Linked DNA regions of Homo sapiens: region 1 is linked to region 2. A link is a loop called in an ENCODE intact Hi-C map of the cell type or tissue named here. Cell type or tissue: heart right ventricle. All regions are shown on one strand. Links, peaks and the distances in the headings refer to the core of each region. The heading gives the core; the rest is flanking DNA.

The links. A loop is a pair of places that touch in the nucleus more often than their neighbours do. Peaks named below come from ENCODE experiments on the same cell type or tissue, not always from the same donor. Only the 100,000 strongest peaks of a DNase experiment are listed, where the experiment ranks them.
Region 1: a loop joins it to region 2, with 2.6 times the contacts of the local background. A loop is called at or near these places in 10 of 110 quality-filtered maps.

What each region holds. Positions count from the first base shown.
Region 1 is chr17:77,883,105-77,893,027 of GRCh38, forward strand. It overlaps LINC01973 (long intergenic non-protein coding RNA 1973), which reads right to left and starts at 983. Exons shown (of 2, transcript NR_028337.1): 1 at 818-983; 2 at 1-434. LOC107985087 (a long non-coding RNA gene) reads right to left here. Exons shown (of 4, transcript XR_001753033.2): 2 at 6,981-7,120; 3 at 6,287-6,502; 4 at 5,446-5,557. RefSeq lists enhancers at 7,223-7,723, 8,164-8,712. In heart right ventricle, for the core only: no CTCF peak of the experiment used is centred there; DNase peaks (open chromatin) are centred at 3,449 and 4,707; H3K4me3 peaks cover 1,319 bases; H3K27ac peaks cover 2,910 bases.
Region 2 is chr17:78,009,053-78,018,975 of GRCh38, forward strand. The region is part of intron 3 of TNRC6C (trinucleotide repeat containing adaptor 6C); the gene reads left to right. Among named protein-coding and RNA genes, the nearest start is that of TNRC6C, 55 kb to the left of the region's middle. In heart right ventricle, for the core only: a CTCF peak has its summit at 4,995 (motif pointing left); a DNase peak (open chromatin) is centred at 4,979.

The DNA.
Region 1 (9,923 bases), core at 963-8,962, 130 kb before region 2:
TTGCAGAGCGAGAGACCCCACAGTACCAGCTGTGCCACTGACTGGGAAGTGCCCAGCCTTGGCCCTAGAGTGGGAAAATGGCCTGGACATGAAATGTGTGGGGACCTGACACCTGTGCTGGCCCCTGCAGCAGAGGCAGAGGCCCAGGCAGGCGGGGACCTGCTTTTCCCAGGGCTCTCCAGGGAGTCCCTGCACAGCCCTCAAGAGCCTGCCCTGCGTTATCATCCTCAAGGTCAAGAAACTTCCTTGGGGGAGTCTCCAGAGACAGGCAGCCTGGCCATGCCCTGGCGGACCCACCCACTCTACTCCAGGACCTCCGGATTTGGTCTGGGAGTCTCGGCACAGGGGAGTCTGCCATCGAACCAGCCACCTGCATCAGAGCCGGGTCCACCTCCTCCGTCCCGCTGTGGCTCTTTGAGCCTCAGTTTCTTCATCTGTAAGGTGGGAGGTGAGGATGACCAATTCAGTGTCTGGTGAAGACAAAATTTATCCCCTTGTCCAGGGCTGGCCTGGAGCAGACCCTCCCCTTCCTCCTCATCTCGGCCCCAGGACAAGCATGGCTTCCCTCCCTAGCCTTCCTCCCTTGGAGCTCCAGGCACTGAGGACTCCTGGCAGATCTCATTCATCTCTCTCTCTCTCCCTCTCTCCCTCTCTCTCTCTCCCCGACCCCCCCCCCCCCGCCAGAAAGCCACGTAGATATCCCTCTCTCCTGGAAAACTTTCCTGCCCCCAAGCCCCGGTGGGGTGCCTCTCCTACGGCCTTGCATGTATCCCAAACTTTCCCTACCTTCCCATCAATCGTGGTGAGCTGGAATTACCTGATAATCTACCTGCCTCTCTCTTGGACTACAGTCCCCTTGAGAGTGAGACTGGGTCCAGTAGACTGTTGTCTGCCCAGTGCCCAGCACAGGGTAGATGTCCATGAAATATACATGGACCAGTGACCGACTGAGATTGAGACTTGACTGGAAGCATCTTCCAAATGGCTGCTGGGAGAGCAGCCCATCCGGCACCCCAGCTCATGCCCCATCCCCCACTCCTCCAGCTCCTCTCCTCCCAAGTCCCTGCCGTCACAGCCAAGCTCGCGCTCCAAGGCAGCTCTGCCATCATCTGATGCAGACTCGTCAGCTGTTGCCATGGAGACCAGCCAGCAGTGAGCTCTGTGCCCTCCTGCTGCAGGGGCCGAGCAGAGCATGGGGGCACCCTGAAGCGTGCAGAGAGAACCCATCAAGGAGGAGGCGGGGGGAACGCGTGGCTCTGCATCCAGGCAAACCTGGAGTTGGGCCCCATCTGCCCCTACTCTCCTTCCTACACCTGTGACACCTCAGGCAAGTTGCTTCATCTCCCTGAGCCTCCCGTGAAATGCAGAAGATCCCAGCCACCCACTGTTATTGAAGGATGGGATCGACCCATTAGGGCATGGAGCTGTCTCTGTGTCATTTTGGTGTGCCAACCCCTGCCTTGGCTTTCTGGGGGCTGTTTTGAGTGTTCTCTCCCCTTGAACTTTGTGTCCAACTCTCCCCACCTCAACTCAGATGAGGCTGAAGGAAGGAGAGATTCCATTCCTACAATAGCACAAAAAGATTTTCTGTGACATTTGAAAACAAGAAGAAGCCTACAGGTTTGTTAACCAAATTTTGAACTTGGTCTGGCTCTGAGGGCTACTAATGTGGGGGCCACATTGGTTGCTTCCTGCAGTGAGCTAAGGGCTATGGGCAACTCTGCTCATGAAGAGCTTAAGGTGGCATCTCACTTGCAGGACAGCCTCCAGGTCTCACTGGAGTCAGGGAAAGTGATGGTTGTCCTATCTCCTTGTTGCTTTAAATGGTAGCTATCTCTGAAGATGGCTGAATGTCCCTGTGCCCACTGGGGACTTTGGGAACAGAAACATGCCAAGATGCTACAACCGGCCCTGGGCACAAAGCCACCTCTCCAGCTTTCCATGCCCAGCATTAGTCCTGGCATGGAGCTGAACACCTGTGTCTGAGGCAGGCCTAGGCCCTGATGCAAAATGTACCACCCACCTCCTTCTGCCAAATGTCAACTCGACCCAGCTGCAAGGCAGAGAAAACTTGGCAGTGTTCCCAAAGGGGACAGGAGATTGTCTCTTTTGTTAAATGAATGGATGGATGGATGGAGGATGGATGGATAGATAGATAGATGGGTGGATGGGTGAAAGGGTGGGTGGATAGGTGGTTGGATGGATGGGTGGATGATTGGATGGATGGGTGGATGGATGGGTGGGTGGGTGGGTGGTGAATGGGTGGGTGGGTAGATAACTGGATGGGTGGATGGGTGGTTGAATCGGTGGATGACTAGGTGAAAGAATGGATGAATGGATGGGTGGGTGGATGAATGGATGGGTGGGTGGGTAGGTGGATGGATGGATGGGTGAGTGGGTGGATGGATGGATGGGCGGGTGGGTGGATGGATAGGTGGGTGGGTGGATGATTGGAGACAGGAAAGAAAGAGAGAGAGAGAGAGAGAAAGGGAGGGAGGGAGGGAAGGAGGGAGGGAGGGAGGAAAGAAAGAAGGGAAGGAAGGAAGGAAGGAAGGAAGGAAGGAAGGAAGGAAGGAAGGAAGGAGAGAGACAGAAAGAGAGAGAGAAAGAAAAGAAAGAGAGAGAGAAGGAAGGGAGGAAGGAAGGAAGGGAGGGAGGGAGGGAGAGAGGAAGGAAGGAAAGAAGGAAGGAAGGAGAGAGAAAGAGAGAGAGAGAAAGAAAAAGAAAGAAAGAAAGACACAAAGAGAGAGAGAAGGAAGGGAGAAAGGAAAGAAGGAAGGAAGGAAGACAGACAAAGTGAGGAAGATTGCACCAGGATTGCCTCAGATGGGTCTTGCTATGAATAAAATTCAATAATACCAAGAAGAGCTTTACAAAAAGAGAGAGAGAGATAAGGTCAAAGAGACTTTTATGTGCTTCATGAATGAAGAACACTAAGGAGAAACGTTCCAGAAAATTTAGAGGAAAAAAAAAGTGGCTGAACATAAATTTTTGGTGAGGATAATAAAAATAAATAATGCCATAAACTCTTAGAAAACCTGGTGGTTTTCCTTCAAGGGCTTCAGTTAACTCCAGAGTGAGCTGTGAGCTGTGTCCAATTCCGTCATTTCACGGAGCAGGACACTGAGCCACGGGCCATTGAGACTTGCGTGTAATGCGGAGCTGGCGAAACACAACAGTGAGGTGTTTATTGGAGAATTTTGAATATGACTAAGTCCTTCTTTACAGAGCTTAGCATTTTCATCGTCTGTTTTAGGATGAGAGAACAGCATCAGCAGCATTCGGCACGATTGACAGGTTGTGTTTGCTCTTTGCTTATACCTCCTAAAAAGTGGACTGTCTTGGAAGTTTTATTGTAGTTCCCCTCGAAGCAGCCGCAGGTGCTCACTGGCTCACTGACAGCGAGGAGGTGATGCAATGGGCGCAGTCATTCCTCACTGCCATCGGCGTGTGCAGCTTGGGGAAGCACCACAGCACCGGGCGTGGCTCAGTTGACCAGCTGAAGGTTCCAGATCATGGAGGCAGAGAGGAGAAGCTGGCGACAGAGGGCAAGGCGGGATCTGTGGAGGCTCTTCCTCTGCCACTGTGGAACCCTGAGCCAGCCCCCTGCCTCGGGCCTGTCTATATTCCCACAGAGATGTGGAGAGCTGTTATGTGTAGCTAGATGGGTTCTAACGTGTCTCCCAGGGCTGGTATTTGGAAGAAATAATAAAGAGGAAAAAGACATTGCTGATGGATCCCAGTGGATCATGCCTGAGGTTTGGGAGCAGCCCCGGTCTTCCTTATTGAGTCTGTGTGATCTAAGTTTCCCCTCCTGTGACCTGCAGCTTCCTCCCACAGAGCTTTGCAAACTGTTTTGGCATTAGGATCCTTCTGGGAAATAGCACCTTACTCAAGACCCCAAAATATGACACAGATTAAAAAGGAGGCATGTCGTTCTGGGTGGGACGTGGGCTGCCCTACCTGACACCCTGCCTGTTGGGGCTCCCATTTCCACCCTCTCCACCCCGAACTCTGAAAACCCCTGTGCGACAGGGAACTGGCTTTGTCTTGTCTCCTCACAGCCTGACAGCCACAACTCTATTATACAGTAAGACCCCCGAGGCTAGGGACTAAGTCCTGTCTTTTTATCTCCAGCTCCTAGCAGCATTCCTAACCCAAGGCAGCCACACAGTGTTTGTTGAGTGAATGAATGACCTGGGAACTAGTCGCTAGAATAATGCTACATAACAGACAACCCCAGAAATCTCAATGACCTACAGCAACAAAGATCAACATTTTTTCTTCTTAATGGGTACAGATCAGCAGAGGCTGGGCTCCATGTGTAATTTCAGGGCTCATGGCCACACCCAGCATTGACGCGGAGCAGGGAAAAATTCTGCACCCACTCTTGGCGGGGGAGGGCGGGAACGCACTGCAAAGCCACCTGGCGAAAGAGGCAAATGTGAAATTCTACACCAGGGAGGGAGGGAAGAATTAGAAACAGGAATCCAATCTGCCACAAACTAGAAAATGGAAACAATAAAAAAGAATGCCTCCGTGGCGTGGTAGAGGTTGTTACAGCGTCATGTGTTTCAAGCTGCTGTAGGCTACAAAGCCAGGGGTGAGTGGAGCAACCGCGTGCTGTTAATGCCACGTCCCCTCTGCTGCGATCACCGCGCAGTGACCGGAAGGAGAGCTCATTCTCACAGAGGGCGATGACGTGCCGGACACAGGGACCCTTGCGCAACAAGGTCCACCACACAGAGGGATTGAAGCCGTGCGTTCTGCTCTAACAACCGCCCGAGCTGCCCCTCCTCAGAAAATGACCGATTAGGAAGGGAGGCTGGCCTGGCATCTCAAAAGCTGTCAGGACAGAGAAAAATGGGGATATTGTCAGCACTTCAGGCTCGGTGGCGGTATATCCGAGGATGTGAGGGTGTCTGCGTAACTGGCATCGGAATCGAAAGGCCCCGCCTCCCCCATGCACGGGTGCGCGCACACACTCACACCCTCCCTCCCTCCTGCTCCCCCAAAGGGACTCGAATGAAAGGCGTAAATACACCGTGTCTGCCTACCCGAGGGCTGCTGTGAGTGTCAGATGAGAAAACGCCTGGGGTAGTGGCCCGAGACTGAAGCGCGCTCCACGCCTACCAAGTGCCGCTCAACCCCAATTCTGCTCTCGGGGAGAGAAGAGAACTCCTGCCAGACCCGAGTGTTTTCAGAAGTTTGTCAGTTTAGACTTTCCTTTTTTTCCTTTCCAAAGCTCCGCTCACCCAAGAGAATAATGTAAACATTCATGATGGCGTTTTCATAGTCCCGGAGGCATTGATCATGATTGTGAATCTGAAAAGAGCTGAGTTATTCATGTTTGACAATTCAGTCATGCAGCACTCCACATGTTACAATCTTTAATGGTGAACATTGCTTTTACTTTCCAAGCACTTTCTCATCTGTTGTCTCATAGGGGAGGAGTTATTCTCCCAATTAGGGCAATCAGAAAACAGGGATCAAGGCCAGGCACGACGGCTCATGCCTGTAATCCCAACACTTTGGGGGGCCGGGGCAGGAGGATCACCTGAAATCAGGAATTTGAGACCAGCCTGGTCAACATGATGAAACCCCATATCTACTAAAAAAAAAAAAAAAAAAAAAAAAAAAAAAAAGGTTGGGTATGGTGGCATGCACCTGTAATCCCAGCTACTCAGGAGGCTGAGGCAGGAGAATTGCTTGAACCCGAGAGGGGGAGGTTGCAGTGAGCCGAGATGGCACCACTGCACTCCAGCCTGGGTGACAGAGCAAGACTCTGAGAGAAAGAAAGAAGCAAGAAAGAGAGAGAGAGAGAAGAAAGAGAGAGAGAGAGAAAGAAAGAAAAAAAAAGAAAAAGAAGAAAGAAAGAAAGAAAGGGAAGAGGAAGGGGAAAGTGAAGAGGAAGGGAAGAAAGGGGAAGGGAAGGGAAAGCAGAGGTCAAAAAGGATCAGGCCACTCGCCTACTGGGGGATAGCGCATGGAGGAATCAGACCCCACAGCCTGCTCTTCTTCCCCCTAGAACCCTCACCACTGCCAGATCACTGGGCTATGCACTGCTTCCCTCAAAATGCCTTCAGCTTTCTTTCCCCAACCCCTGAGACTTAAGGATCCCACCTCCCTCCAGAGGCCTGTGTCCCGTCCCCATTTGTTCCTCATTTCCCTGGGGTCTTTTTGCATCTCCCTTCTCTCCCTCTGCACAGCCACCGTCCTGCCTCCCTATACAAACCCCAAAGTAACCTACTCTCCCCACAGATCCTCCAGACAGACAGACACCCACCTGCTGCCTTGGCATGGGCTCCCCTGAAAGCAGTGTCTGGGGCTCGAGCTGGTGGGCAGGCATGAATTTGTGTCTGCAGGGGTTTGAACTGTGTTCTCCAAGCGATCATACCCCCAGCAACTGTAAATGTGACCTTATTCTGGAATAGCATCTTTGCAGACGTAATCAAATTAAGGCGAGGTCATAGGGTGGGACTTCAGTCCAAAGGCTGGCATCCTTAAAATAAAGAGAATTTTTTTTTATTTTTTATTTTTGAGACAGTGTCTCGCTCTGTTGCCCAGGCTGGAGTGCAGTGACTCAATCTCAGCTCACTGAAATCTCCATCTTTCCGGTTCAAGTGATTCTCATGCCTCAGCCTCCCGAGTAGCTGGGATTACAGGCACCTGCCACCACGCCCAGCTAATTTTTGTATTTTTAGTAGAGATGGGGTTTCACCATGTTGGCCAGGCTGGTCTCCAACTCCTGACCTCAGGTGATCCGCCCTCCTCAGCCTCCCAAAGTGCTGGGATTACAGGAGTGAGTCGCCACGTCTGGCCAGAAAGGGAAATTTGGACACAGAGACACACGCATGAGACCACCAAGGCAGAGACTGGAGTCTACAAGCCAAGGAACGCTGAGGCCTGCAGGCAAGCGCCGGAAGCAAGAAGAGAGGCACAGGGTGGCTTCTTCCCTGGAGCCGTCAGAAGGAACCCACCTCGCTGACACCTTGATCCTGGGCTTCTGGCCTCCAGAGCCGTGAGAGGATCCATGCCTGCTGTTCGAAGGCTCTCAGTCTGTGCGAATTTGTTACAGCAGCCACAGGAAACCGACACAGTGTCCCTCTCCCTGAGGTGTCTACAGTCCTCAGAAAGAGATGAGGCCAGGGTCACTTGCAGAAAGTCCTTTGGGAAGCATCGTGATTGGAGCAGCTGTGGCCCGGCGGGGAAGGCAGGACTTGGAGCGGGAGAGAGCTCTGTGCCAACCCCAGCTTGTCCCCTCGGTGGGGGCAGGTGCTTAGTGTCCCCCACCAGGGGCTCCTCAACTCTCAAGAGGTGAGTTCAATGCCGATCTCCCAACGTTAATGATAATAATAAGAGAGCAGCAGCCCTTGCCAGGCACCCTGCTGGGCATTCGGAGATATGACTTCTCACCCTTCAAGACGAGTCTGGCCATTCCAGGTCAGAGGAACTGGCCGTGAAGAAGCACCCACAACAGCTGGGACACGGCAGGCAACCACCATGCTTCCAGCCTCTCCCGATGGGAAGGTGTCGGCGTGCAAGGAGCTCTTGCAGGAATGCTTGTATCAAAGACCCCAAACAGGGCAGCAGAGGCCCAAGGCTGGCTGGAGTGCCAGGTGTCAGGGCTGCGTGCCCCCCACCCTCCCATCCACTCTCCCCCACCCACCCCCCACAGTTGAGACTCCTCCCTCCTGGGCAAGGGTCTGGTCATCCCCCTGACACCTGGCTTCCTCTGAACTCTGCTCTGAGAGTCACCTTTCATGCATTCGTCATTCACTCAAAAAGCCCACTCTGAGCACCCAGGCTGTGCCCGATGCCATGCTGCAAAACGGAGCCCTTACTTGAAGATGCAAGCCCAGCACACCTCCAACAGAGGTCCAGGCCTTGGGGCAGTGGCAGAAACCTGAGGCCATGCTGGCTTCCCCCCAGCTCCCCATCCCCACCTCCTCCCCTGCCACCTCCCAGGGATGCCTGTAAGCCCAGGTTTCTCCAACTGGGGTCCTCAGGAGCTCTGGGTGAGGGGCTCAGGACACACTCATCAGCACAGCTTGCTGGAGTAATCATTTTACTTAAGTAGATTGGGATGGGAGGAGTAAATGTTGTTGTTGTCATTGTTGTTTTGAGACAGGGTCTTGCTCTGTCTCCCGGGGCTGCAGTGCAATGATGCACTATAGCCTCTAAACCCTGGGCTCAAGCGATCCTCCCACCTCAGCCTCCCAAGTCTTGGGTGCCACCACACTCAGATAACTTTAAAATATTTTGTAGAGATGGAGTCTCCTTATGTTGCTCAGGCTGGTCTCCAACTCCTGGGCTCAAGTGTTCCTCCTGGCCTGGCCTCCCAAAATGCTGGGATTTTAGAGATGAGCCACTGCGCCTGGCCGGTGTTAACTTAAGTAATTTGATTGTTGCACAACCTAAAGCATAATTGTTCTACTAAGACACATAGGACCATATTACAGGGCACAATGTAAAAGTCATGAATTTCTACAACAAGCCTCAGTGGTTCAGAAACTTCTGTTCCCTTCTGCCTGCAATCCCACAGGATCCGCTCTGGCCTGGAGCAAACTCTCATTTTCCCAAGAGAGCAGCGCCCCAGCCTCCCTCCAGGCCCCATTCCAGAATCGCAGCCTCCTCTTGGTCCAGAAGTACTCGTCCCGAAGCCTGCTGAAAGGCTGAAGCCTGGAGTCACAGGAGTGGCTCCTGGGCAGCCATGGAAGCCTCCTTCCCTGTGGTGGCGGCAGCAAGGACACCAGCCATTAATCACTCTTCTCTCCGTTTTGTCAGACCCAGCAGCCTCCTGAAGATGCTGCATAAACACATTTAACCTTTAAAGGGTCGGGTGGCAGCCCCAGGGAGGGAAAGCTCAACATCCTCACCCCTGGGGTAAGCCCCCCTCCCTCCTCTGCTCTCAGACTCTCCTGGTCAAGGAAGAGGAGGGAGTTTAAAACAAGAAGGAAGGGCTCTTGGTGACCCTCACTCCACCCGTCAAGCTGACAGAGCTCCGGCTACTGAGAATCCAGGGGAGGTTCTCCAAGGAGGACGAGGGTCTAGGAGAGATGTCAGCAGGAGTGGCTGCGCCTGTCTGTCATCGCTTCCCCAGGGGCCTCTGCCACTGTGGCCCCTGAGGATGGGGCCTTTCCTGTCCACAGGAGCAAGAAGCAGTGAGGGTCCCAGGCTGGGGGAAGGGGCTCTGCCTGGGGCCTGACACCTGGGGGTCTGCTTGGCTGGAGGGGGGCCTCCGCCACCCCTTCCCTTTTTCTCCCTCCCACATTCATTCAGCAAAATCAGGAGCCGCTTCCAGGTTCCAGGCATGGAACCTGGGAACCAACGATGAAAGGAGAAAGAAAAGACAGTGTCTGACCCCAGGGGACTCCTGGTGGGTGCAGGGTGGGGAGCAGGCTTGCGAGACACTATTTCCATAGGATGAATGTAAATTCCAGGATGGGTAGGAAGGAGGCGCTGTGGAGCCCTGAGAGGGGAACGGAGCTCCAGTGCTGGAGAGGTGGCTGTCAGAGACGGGCAGCTCAGCAAAGGTGACATTTGACCTCGGTCTTACAGTATGAGTAAGAGTTCTCTGAACAGACAGAGGGAACTTGAATGTACTGGCTAGGACCTGGGCGGTGAGGACGTGGAGGCCAAGGCTCAGGTCTCAGCCACCCTGGAGCGTCAGTGAGGCCAGCCCCGAGCACCAAGACCACGCAGTGGACGCAGGGCTCTCATGGTGGATGCGTTACCTGCTGCTGGCAGCTCGCCCCAGGACCCCTCAGCTACAGAGACCTGCCCACGGCGACGCCCTCCCCTGAGGGGCCACAGCCAAAGGCCTGTGCTGGAGAGCAGGGCTGGCTGCCTCAGCCCACTCAGGACAGCTCTGAGGGCTGCCCTGGCCAGGCTCTCCCGCAGCCGCTCCAGCGTCCGCCTCC
Region 2 (9,923 bases), core at 1,170-9,169:
GAAAGAGACAGCCGAACACAATTACCTGTTACCTTAGTGAGACCCTAGATGCTCTTATACTGGGGGAAAAGGGAATCAGATATAATCCTGTTGCCATTAACTTGTGCATTGTAGCTCTCTGTGGAGTAACTGGGGTCCAAGTGTCACTTCAGACTGGCATGGGTTTTATGACCATAATGAGTAATCAGTTTTCTTTATTTTTGGCACTGCCCTTAATTGAGGCACAGGTAATAATAGCTTTATTTGTGATATGATGACCTTGGGAGCCTAAGTTTTCAGTATTGTTTTCTGGGTGTTTTCATGGATTGAGTGAGGGTTTTTTTAATGATTAACTATGATAATTTTCATAAATGTGAAAATTTAATTCAGTGCTTTTAGCCAGATTTGTTTAACTTCATAAAGTAGATGTTTTCATACAAAAAGCTCAAAGTTAATCTTACCATGTATGAAAGTGAATACCTTCATGACCCATTATGGTTCATGGTCCATATCATTAATGAATTATGTTTTTGTTTTTTTGAGATGGAGTTTTGCTCTTGTTGCCCAGGCTGGAATGCAGTGGTGCAATCTCGGCTCACTGGAACCTCTGCCTCCCAGGTTCAAGCAATTCTGCTGCCTCAGCCTCCAGAGTAGCTGGGACTACAGGTGCGCACCACCATGCCCAGCTAATTTTTGTATTTTTCATAGAGACAGGGTTTCACCATGTTTGCCAGGATAGTCTTAATCTCCTGACCTCGTGATCTGCCCACTTCGGCCTCCCAAAGTGCTGGGATTACAGGCGTGAGCCACTGCCCCTGGCCTGAATTATGATTTTTAAGTCATATACATCTGAATTTATACTTTTTTTGAGAGAGAGGGTCTAACTCTGTTGCCCAGGCTGGAGTGTAGTGGCACGAACACAGCTCACTGCAGCCACCACCTCCGAGGCTCAAGTGATACCCCAACCTCAGCCTCCCAAGTAGCTGACTACAGGTGCATGCCACAGTGCCTGGCTAATTTTTGTATTTTTTTATACAGGCAGGGTTTCGCCCTGTTGCCCAGGTTGGTCTCACACTCAAGCAGTCCACCCACTTTGGCCTCCCAAAGTGCTGGGATTACAGGCTTGAGCCACCAGCTCAGCCCAAATTCGTACATTTAATTAGTATCCTAATCTTGTTTATAAAGAGTATAATTTTAGTTTTGCAGTGAGGTATTAAACTTTACCATGCGTTCAGTTTGTAATTGGTAAACAAAACCTCTAGGTGCTTTTGTTAATAATGTAAGTCAGTTGAAGCCATAGTCTTCCAGTAGTCTTCAGTTGAGTGATGGAGGTTTTAGAGTCACAAAGTATTGGCAGTGTGCTTAGGCTCATTCTAAACATATAAAGTTTAATATCAATCAGAATGAAAAGTAGTAAGAATTGAGGTTTATAGCATATCTTCCCAATTTTATAGTCACACATAGAAATATATGTTTTTCATATGTTTTTTCTACAACCACATAATGGGGCTGGAGACATGAGTATTCTGTATTTGTTGTCAGTATAATTATTAATTTTAGGAAGGAACTTAGACACTTAGGATGTTTTCAAATAAGGCTGAAGGAAATTCCTAAGAAATTGATTGTATGAGGTATCTTTAGGGGATGGCATCTTTTAGGTTTGAAATATTAGATATGTCTTTCTTTAGCTATGTTGCTTTATATTTAAAGTGTTTATTTTACTGTTAAATTCCAGGGGGAAATATAATAAACATTAATTTTTTTCCATGGAAACAAAAAAAATATTAAGATGAGACATTTTAAAAATATATAGGTTATTCAAAAGGGTAAAAATGTATTGCCAGAACCTCTGAGTAGGTACATGAACGTATAAGTTCTTGAACAAATTGTGAAACAAAGGAAGTGAGCCTAGCGGCAAGGAAGCGGGGCGCTGTGCTCCGGGGGCGCCTCCCGAGGGCACTTCTCCTGAGTCTCAGATAAAGTGAAAGTTCACATCTCTGTTTCATATAACTTTTCACTAAAACTTTAAACATAAAGGCAGTTTCTAAGTTTAGACAAAGTTACAGTTTATAACTCTAAAGGATGCTGACAGTCTGCTGTCTAAAAAATAATTTGTTTACCCAGACCAGTTTCTTTTCTGTGTTTTTTTAAAAACAACTTTATTGAGTTATTGTGGACATTATATTTAAAGAGAAGAAATAGATAAGTGTTGGCATATATTCACCTGTTAAACCATCACCATGATCAAGATGACACCCATCATCCCTGAAGGTGTCCTTGTGACCTTTTCTGATCCATCTCCTCTGTCCCCACCCTACCCCCATCTGTCTCTAGGCAAACACTGATCTGCTTTCTGCCACTATAAAAGAGTTTTTATTTCTAGAACATTGTATTGAGGGACTCCTACACTGTGCACTTTGGCTCCTTTCACTCAGTGTATTGCTTTTGAAATTCATCCATGCTGTAGTGTGTATCAGTAGTTCATTCCTTTTTATTGCTGAGCAGTGTTCCATTGTGTAGGTGTATCACAGCTATTTATCCTCTTCATTCTCCTGTTCATGGACATCTGCGTTTTTCCAGTTTTGAGCTATTGAGTAAAGCTTCTTTTAACATTTATGTACAAGTCTTATATGGCTATATACTTTCATTTATCTTGAGTAAATGTATAATAGTAAAATGGCTATGGCATATGATAGGTGTATGTTTCATTTTTCAAGAAATTGCACACAGCTCTTTCCCAACGTGTTTATACTGTTTCACAGTTCTGCATCTTCACCAATGTGTGGTATGGTCATCTTCATAATTTTAGCCATTCTAATAGGTATGTAGTGGTATCTCATTACACTTTTAATTGGCATTAACCTAATGACTAATGTGGCACTTTATTTTAATGTGCTTATTTGTCATCTTGGTGAAGCGTCTTTTAAAGTCTTTTGCCCATTTTTCATTGTTATTTATTTTCTTTTTCCAGATTGGTTTCTGATACTAAATTGGCCTCTAGAGTTGGGCAGAAAGACTCATCGCTACAGGTTGTCTACATGCCTCAGTCATTGCCCTTCTATGTGTGTAGTTACTTGTAAATAGTAATATCAGAAAATATGCACTTTCAAATAGAATCACATTTTATCTAGCTTTTAGCATAACCAAAGATTACATTAATAAATGAGCTAAATATTAGTCACATTTTGCTACCTAGAGATGGCTAGTTAATTCATTAATTAACTTAAACAGTTAATAAATACCTGTTAGATGGCAGAGATCAGTTCCCTGTTCTCAAAGAAGGAAACTACAGACACTGGGTTCTCCTTGAGGGTGGAGGGTGGAAGGAGGGAGAGGAGCAGAAAAGATCAGTGTTGGGCACTGGGTTTCATACCTGGGTGATGAAATAATCTGTACATCAAGCCCCCCATGACATGAGTTTACCTGTGTAACAAACCTTCATATGTACCTCCTAACCTAAAATAAAGGCTTTTTTAAAAAAGTTCCCTGTTCTCAAAGAGATATTTTAGTGGGAAGAGCCAGGCAGATAAGCAAATATATGTATATGCAAATGAATGCAATAAAATGTTCTGGGCATTGTAACTGCTTTATCTCAGCCAGGTGTCAGTAGGTCAGTATAAGCATTTCATGGCCAGTGGCGGATAGGGAGCCAGTGCTTCCAGGTATGAGAAGTCAGGCTCTAAGGAAAGTACAAAAAAGAAATTTTACAATGTTGGCAGCAGAGGAGCTGCTGAGTGAGGTGGTGGCCAGTGCAGTGAGGACCCAGCAGATGGTCAGTGAAGTTGGTTGTGATTTATCTATCTCACACTTTCTACCTGAAAGGATTTAGGTTTGGTCATCTTTTCATCAAATATTTGCATCTCTATAAGAAAAGATAACTTGTTTTTAAAAGTAAGTGAGAGAATTGGGAAAGGAAAATACTGATATGAATGAGGTAAGTGCATACAAGAGCTGGGCCACTCCCAGTTGTGCCCTAAGTTTGCTATGAAAGCAAGGACAAGGAGGGGTTGCCTTATCCCAGTCATCTTAAACCCGTCCATCAGGTCATTAAAACTGAGCACCCTTACCAAGCTATTCTACCCAAAAAAGAGTTGAAACTGTTTTTCAGCTCTTTTGAGAGAGGTGGAAGGTGGGAAGCTAGCTCATAGAGTCCTTGAACACCTTCCTAAGGACTTTAGATCTTCTGGACCAGAGAGGGAGCCATTGGAGAGTTTTAAGTAGGAGAGTGACATCATGAGATTTGTGCTTTAGAAAGATCACTGAACCTGCAGAATTGAAGACGAATTAAACAGAGGAGGAGAGAGGGCTGGAGGCAGCAGGTACAGTTGGATCAGTGCATAGGTCAGACTCCAGCTTACTAGCTAAGTGGCGGGGGTAGACAGGGAAGGGTAGTGATGATTGATAGAGTAGGCAGAACTTAGAAACTAACTGAGCTAACTAATCATTTGATCCAGCAGATATTTATTGAGCACCTGCTATTTGCTTGGTACTGTGCTGATTGCTATGGGAAGAAAATGTTAAAATAGAGATACACTTCCCACTCTCATGGAGCTGAGTCTTATGAGGAATGGACATAAATCTCAACCACAGTGATACATGTATCCTTACTAACTGGGATGGTGACTGTGTGACAGCATCAACAAAGGAGCCCAAACTTGGCAGGAGTTGTGGAAGGTATCATTGAATCTGAAGGGTGAGCAGGACCCAACTAGGCCAGGGAACACTCCTACATAGAGAGGGAACAGCATCTGTAAAGAGCCTGTGGCCGTATGGAGTATGACATTTTCCATGAACTAAACAAACAGGAAGCTATGAAATAGCAGGGTATGAGGTGAGGCCAAAGTGAGAGATGGGGATTGGTTCACTATGCGAGGCATCAAAGAGGAGTTGTGCTCTTTTGCCTAAGAGAATAAGAAGGCTTTTCCAAATCAGTTTGAAATAAGGCCAATTTCTCTCCTCCTGCACCAGCCTTGTCTTACTAAATGTTGGAGTAGTTTAACTTTGGCTCCCTCTTCTGGCGGGTTGTAGGATTCTGCACTTTTGGAGAGAAAATACCTAAGATTACTGCTATTTCCCAATTTATCAGTCCTGGGAGAACACATTTGAGACATAATTCCACTTAAATCTTCTGTGTTTCATGAGATTTAGGATTTGCCATTTGTTCTGAGAGCTCATTTAGTTCAGGATGATTTAGCATGAAAAGAGATGTGGTCAAGAAGGAGTTAAGGGAACTGACAAGCTCTACACCCAGTGGACTTTCTTTGCCTTTAATGTTTTGTCCAGTGTGTTGCCTCACTTGGAGAGAGTTATGATCAATGTTACATATGAGAAGATTACAGGAGAGCCAGTAGGCATTAATGCTGTCTTGATTACTCAGCTTTAACATATGCTCTTAGCGGCATTTTCTAAATTGATCTTCTAAATAAGCCTGTTGTTTAAAAAGAACTTAGATGTGCTTGCATATATGATACATAGTACATTTTCTTACAGCAGGAATATCCAAGGGCCAAAACAAAGTAACCTTTTAATGAAATGATTCTTACTGTTTGTAGTCATTATTAAAATAATTTTGCTTTCTTTTAACATTCATGTTATCTAGTATGTGATGTATTGAGAGTGGCATTTGGTACCTTTTAGAGAGGTAACTGTAATATGCTAGAGTAGAAAATACCTCTGAACGGCATTTCTCATTAGCAACAGACACTAAGTTAATGTAGTTTGTAGTTAATGAGTCTGTGCTTGTTTTGAGTTGGGCTCCAAATGTTGCCACGGTGATAGATCAGCCAGAAGCATCCACTGAACAAACAGAAGGCACCACTTTGTATCCCTCCAGGACTGCTGATGAGCACAGCAGATGGACCCTCCGTACTCAGAGCTGTCTTCTGCTCGCATCTCATTGTTCTAAGGCAACTTCTCGCCACAATGTTTGCTGCTGTATAGGCTGCAGAAGAAATTGTAATAACAAAAATATTCCTTGGAATCACTGATTATGTTGGCACAAGAGAATAGTTCTCTTACATAGTCACATTTGCAAACAATCTTATATTTGAGTAAATTTAAAATGTTAAGAAACTCTGAATCTTTGAATATTTATTCTGAAATGACTAGAATTACTGCTTGATTTTTGACAATTTTTTTCATTGTGTGGGGTGTCCATGCATAAGAGAAGTTCTATGCTTTATCTTACAAAAGCTTGTTTCTTAAGTTCTGAGATGACATCAGTCATAGGACATATCATCTATTCAATAACGTCCTGTTGACAGAGGTGGAGCATGAATGAGGAAACCTTGTTGTATTTATACATCAATTGTAAGGGGCATCCAAATTTCAGAAAGAAGATGTGTTAAAATGTGTGGGTTAAAAATGTCCCTCCCAGTTAGCATTTTTACCTATAAAAAGTTAGTTTTAAAATATACTGCTCTCATCCATTTCACACCTACTTGTTATTATACTTTAGGCTAATGGTGGCAGCCCACGGGATTCTAATTGAGGATCCTTTTAACAGTAAATGCCATTACTGGGAAACAGTGGTATACCTAGCTCATACCACATACTGTGATGTTGTCTAGGTAGATGGAAGATTTAAATGTACTACTTGGGCCAGGCACAGTGGCTCAGCCTGTAATCCCAGCCACTTTGGGAGGCCGAGGTGGGCGGATCACCTGAGGTCAGGAGTTCCAGACCAGCCTGGCCAAGATGGCAGAACCGCATCTCTACTAAAAGTACAAAAATTAGCTGGGCGTGGTGGTGGGCGCCTGTGATCCCAGCTACTCGGGAGGCCAAGGCAGGAGAATTGCTGGAACCCAGGAAGCGGAGGTTGCAGTAAGCCGAGATCATGCCATTGCACTCCAGCCTGGGCAACAGAGCAAGACTCCATCTCAATAATAAATAAATAAAACTCCTTGCTAAAAAAGTCTATATGCTCTTAACCAGATTTCGGCTGAAGAATATAGAAACTACTCTAGCTGTTATAAGCAGAAATGGGTTTAAAATATGGAGGACTGGGTGCGTATAAAATCACTGAAAGGGCTGAAGGGGGTAAACTCTAGGCTGGGCCTTCAGAAATGACTCCCCAAAGAGTTCCCTGAAGAGCTGCTACCTCCAGGAATAATTGAGAGGCCCTATTGGCTCTCTTGACTTCTAGAGCACAGTGCCACTGCCGCAGACCAGGGGTCAGGAAGCGGCACTAACACTGTCTCTCTCAGCCACAAAAGGAGCGATTGGGAATGTGGCCCCTGCACAGAAACTGCCACCATCTCCAGTACTGTGCTTACAGGCACCCACAGCCAGTACCTGCCAGGTCACATGCACTCACATGTAACTGGGGGAACCAGATCCCTAGCCTCAGCTCTCCTTGCACGGAGGCTGCATAAGCTGTGTGCCAGGCTTGTCAGTCCTGCACCAGGTGTGCCTGTGGTGGTGGGTGGGAGAGACCATTTTAACTACTTGCTTTGTAAACATTTAAAATAATGGGATGGCTGTTCATTAACATTCATCTAGCGCCTAACACTTTCCAAACTGTTGGAGATATGGGAACCAAATTAAGGGGGGTGGTTTAGAACCAGAGTAAGATCTAATCCTCCATTCCTGAGTACAGCTGTCATTACCTCTTCTAAATTGCTGCAGTCTCTGCCTGCCTTCCCTTCTTTAGGTCATTCTCTGTGGTTCCTCCTTTAACATGATTATTTAACTTCTGTGGCTTCCATTGCTTCTGAGAGGAGGAGGATTATTATACTATAAACGCTTACTGTGTACTAAGTGCCAGTCACTGTTCTAAACCATTCTTTACGTAGATTAGCAATCAATCCTCAAGGAACTCTCTCAGTAAGGGATTCTTAGCTCCCTTTTATCCCCCCGCCCTTGCCCACATGTTATGGATGGCATGACTGAAGGATGGAGAAGCTAAGTAATTTATCCAGGATCCCCAGCAAAGAAGTGGCAGAGCTGAAGTTTCAACCCCAAGGCCATACTTGTAGCTACTGCACTCCCTCTCAGGAGAAGTGTATGGAACTGATAAACCCCCAGTTCTGAATGGTGATGATCTTTGCTGGGGGAAGGTGGAGTATACAGTCAGGGAGGGAAAGATAGGTGGGGCTTTGGTGGAATGGGGACATTTTATTTCTTAAGCTGGAGATTGGCTCCATGGAGATTTGTTGATTATTTGGTCTTTATGCCTTTTTAAAAATGTCTTAAATATTTCTAAATAAATTTTTAAAGAAAAGACTGTGTTGGTAGTTATGACTTGGGTGATTGAATAAGATAGAAGCACCTCAGCGTGCTCCCACTCCTGCTCTCCTGCTCTGTTCAGACCAGGGTGAGGAATGTAAGGTGGATCATAGGGAACTTCTTTTCCCATGTTGCATTCCTGCTCAGGTGGCGGAGCTGAACAAGGAGGGCACCGCTGCCTCCTCTCCCAACCACATGGCTCTAGAGTCTGCACAGGGTCTCAGAGACCTCAACAGCTTGAAGTGCTTGTTGAGCTTAGGTAACCCATGACTGCACAGCTGTTCAGCTCACCATGGGTTAACAATTGTAGCAACCTGTCTCTAGAGTTTCTCTCTGAAACTGGAGGCTCCAGGCTTCTCCTAGTGTGGCAGCCAGGCAGGAACACTGAGGAGTATCCATCCATGGAACCACCCAGTGCTCTCCCAGCTATAGGTCAAGTGATACAATCCAAAATCCTTCCAGGGTCTCTGCCTACCTCTCCAGCCTCCTGTGAAACAACCCTGCTAGGCTTCAGCCCCCGAAGGCGAGAAGCTCTTTTCCATTTCAGGGCCTTCCCATGCACTGTCTAGGCTGGTGGGAGTGAGTTTGTAGGTACGAGGTGCGCACACATACACACAGACATACTCTACCTCGCTAACCCTGACATACTTTTTCAGGCTCTGCTTAATTGTCACTTTCTCAAAGGAGCTTTCTGAATCCCTAAATTAGGTTATCTTGTCCCACTGTTCCTTTTATCATGCTTACAACAATGTGTAATTTTCTATTTGTGAAATCATTTTAAAGATAATGTCTCTTCTACTATATGATAAACTATAAAGACAGGAACCATATGTGTGTATATATATGGTTTTTGGTTTTTGGTTTTTGTTTTGTTTTTTTGGTTTTTTTGAGATGGAGTCTTGCTCTGTCGCCAGGCTGGAGTGCAGTGGCGCAGTCTCGGCTCACTGCAACCTCCACCTCCCGGGCTCAAGTGATTCTTCTGCCTTAGCCTCCAGAGTAGCTGGGACTACAGGTGTGCATCACCACGCCCGTCTAACTTTTGTATTTTTTTGAGTGGAGATGGGGTTTCACCATATTGGCCAGGCTGGTCTCGAACTCCTGACCTCGTGATCCGCCCCGCCTCGGCCTCCCAAAGTGCTGGGATTATAGGCGTGAGCCACCATGCCCAGCCGGAACCATGTTTTTTTATATAATACTCAGTATTCACAGTGCCTGGCACAGAATAGGAACCCATTAAATATTTTCTAAATAAGGAGAGGATAGGTGGGGATATTGACATGTTTGGGGGGGTGGAGCAAATGGTAGGCAGATTGCATGGGAAAACAACGAGTTTGAGCCCTTATTTACCGTGCTTTCCTTTTTTTGCAGCACTTTACACCTGGTGAACCATGTATCTTACTTACACATCAAGTTTATTATTGATCCTTTTTCTCTACTAAGATGTGAGCTCCACAGGGCCAGGGATCTCTCTTTTGTTCCTTGATACAGCCCCAGCCTAGAGGAGGCTGAGCTGTAGAAAACCTCTGTATTTATTGAATGAGTGAGTACTGTCTCTATAAACTAGAAATCCAGGCCATAGATTGAGAGAAGCTGGATGGCATCAGGATTCCAGAGTGCAGGAAAAGTTTTAAGCAGTTACAAGAGGGGGGTTTTGGCAGTCCATGTTAGGTTAGTAAGAGGAATTCTTGGTGGCAGCAGGTGCTTATGCTAGTGTTAGT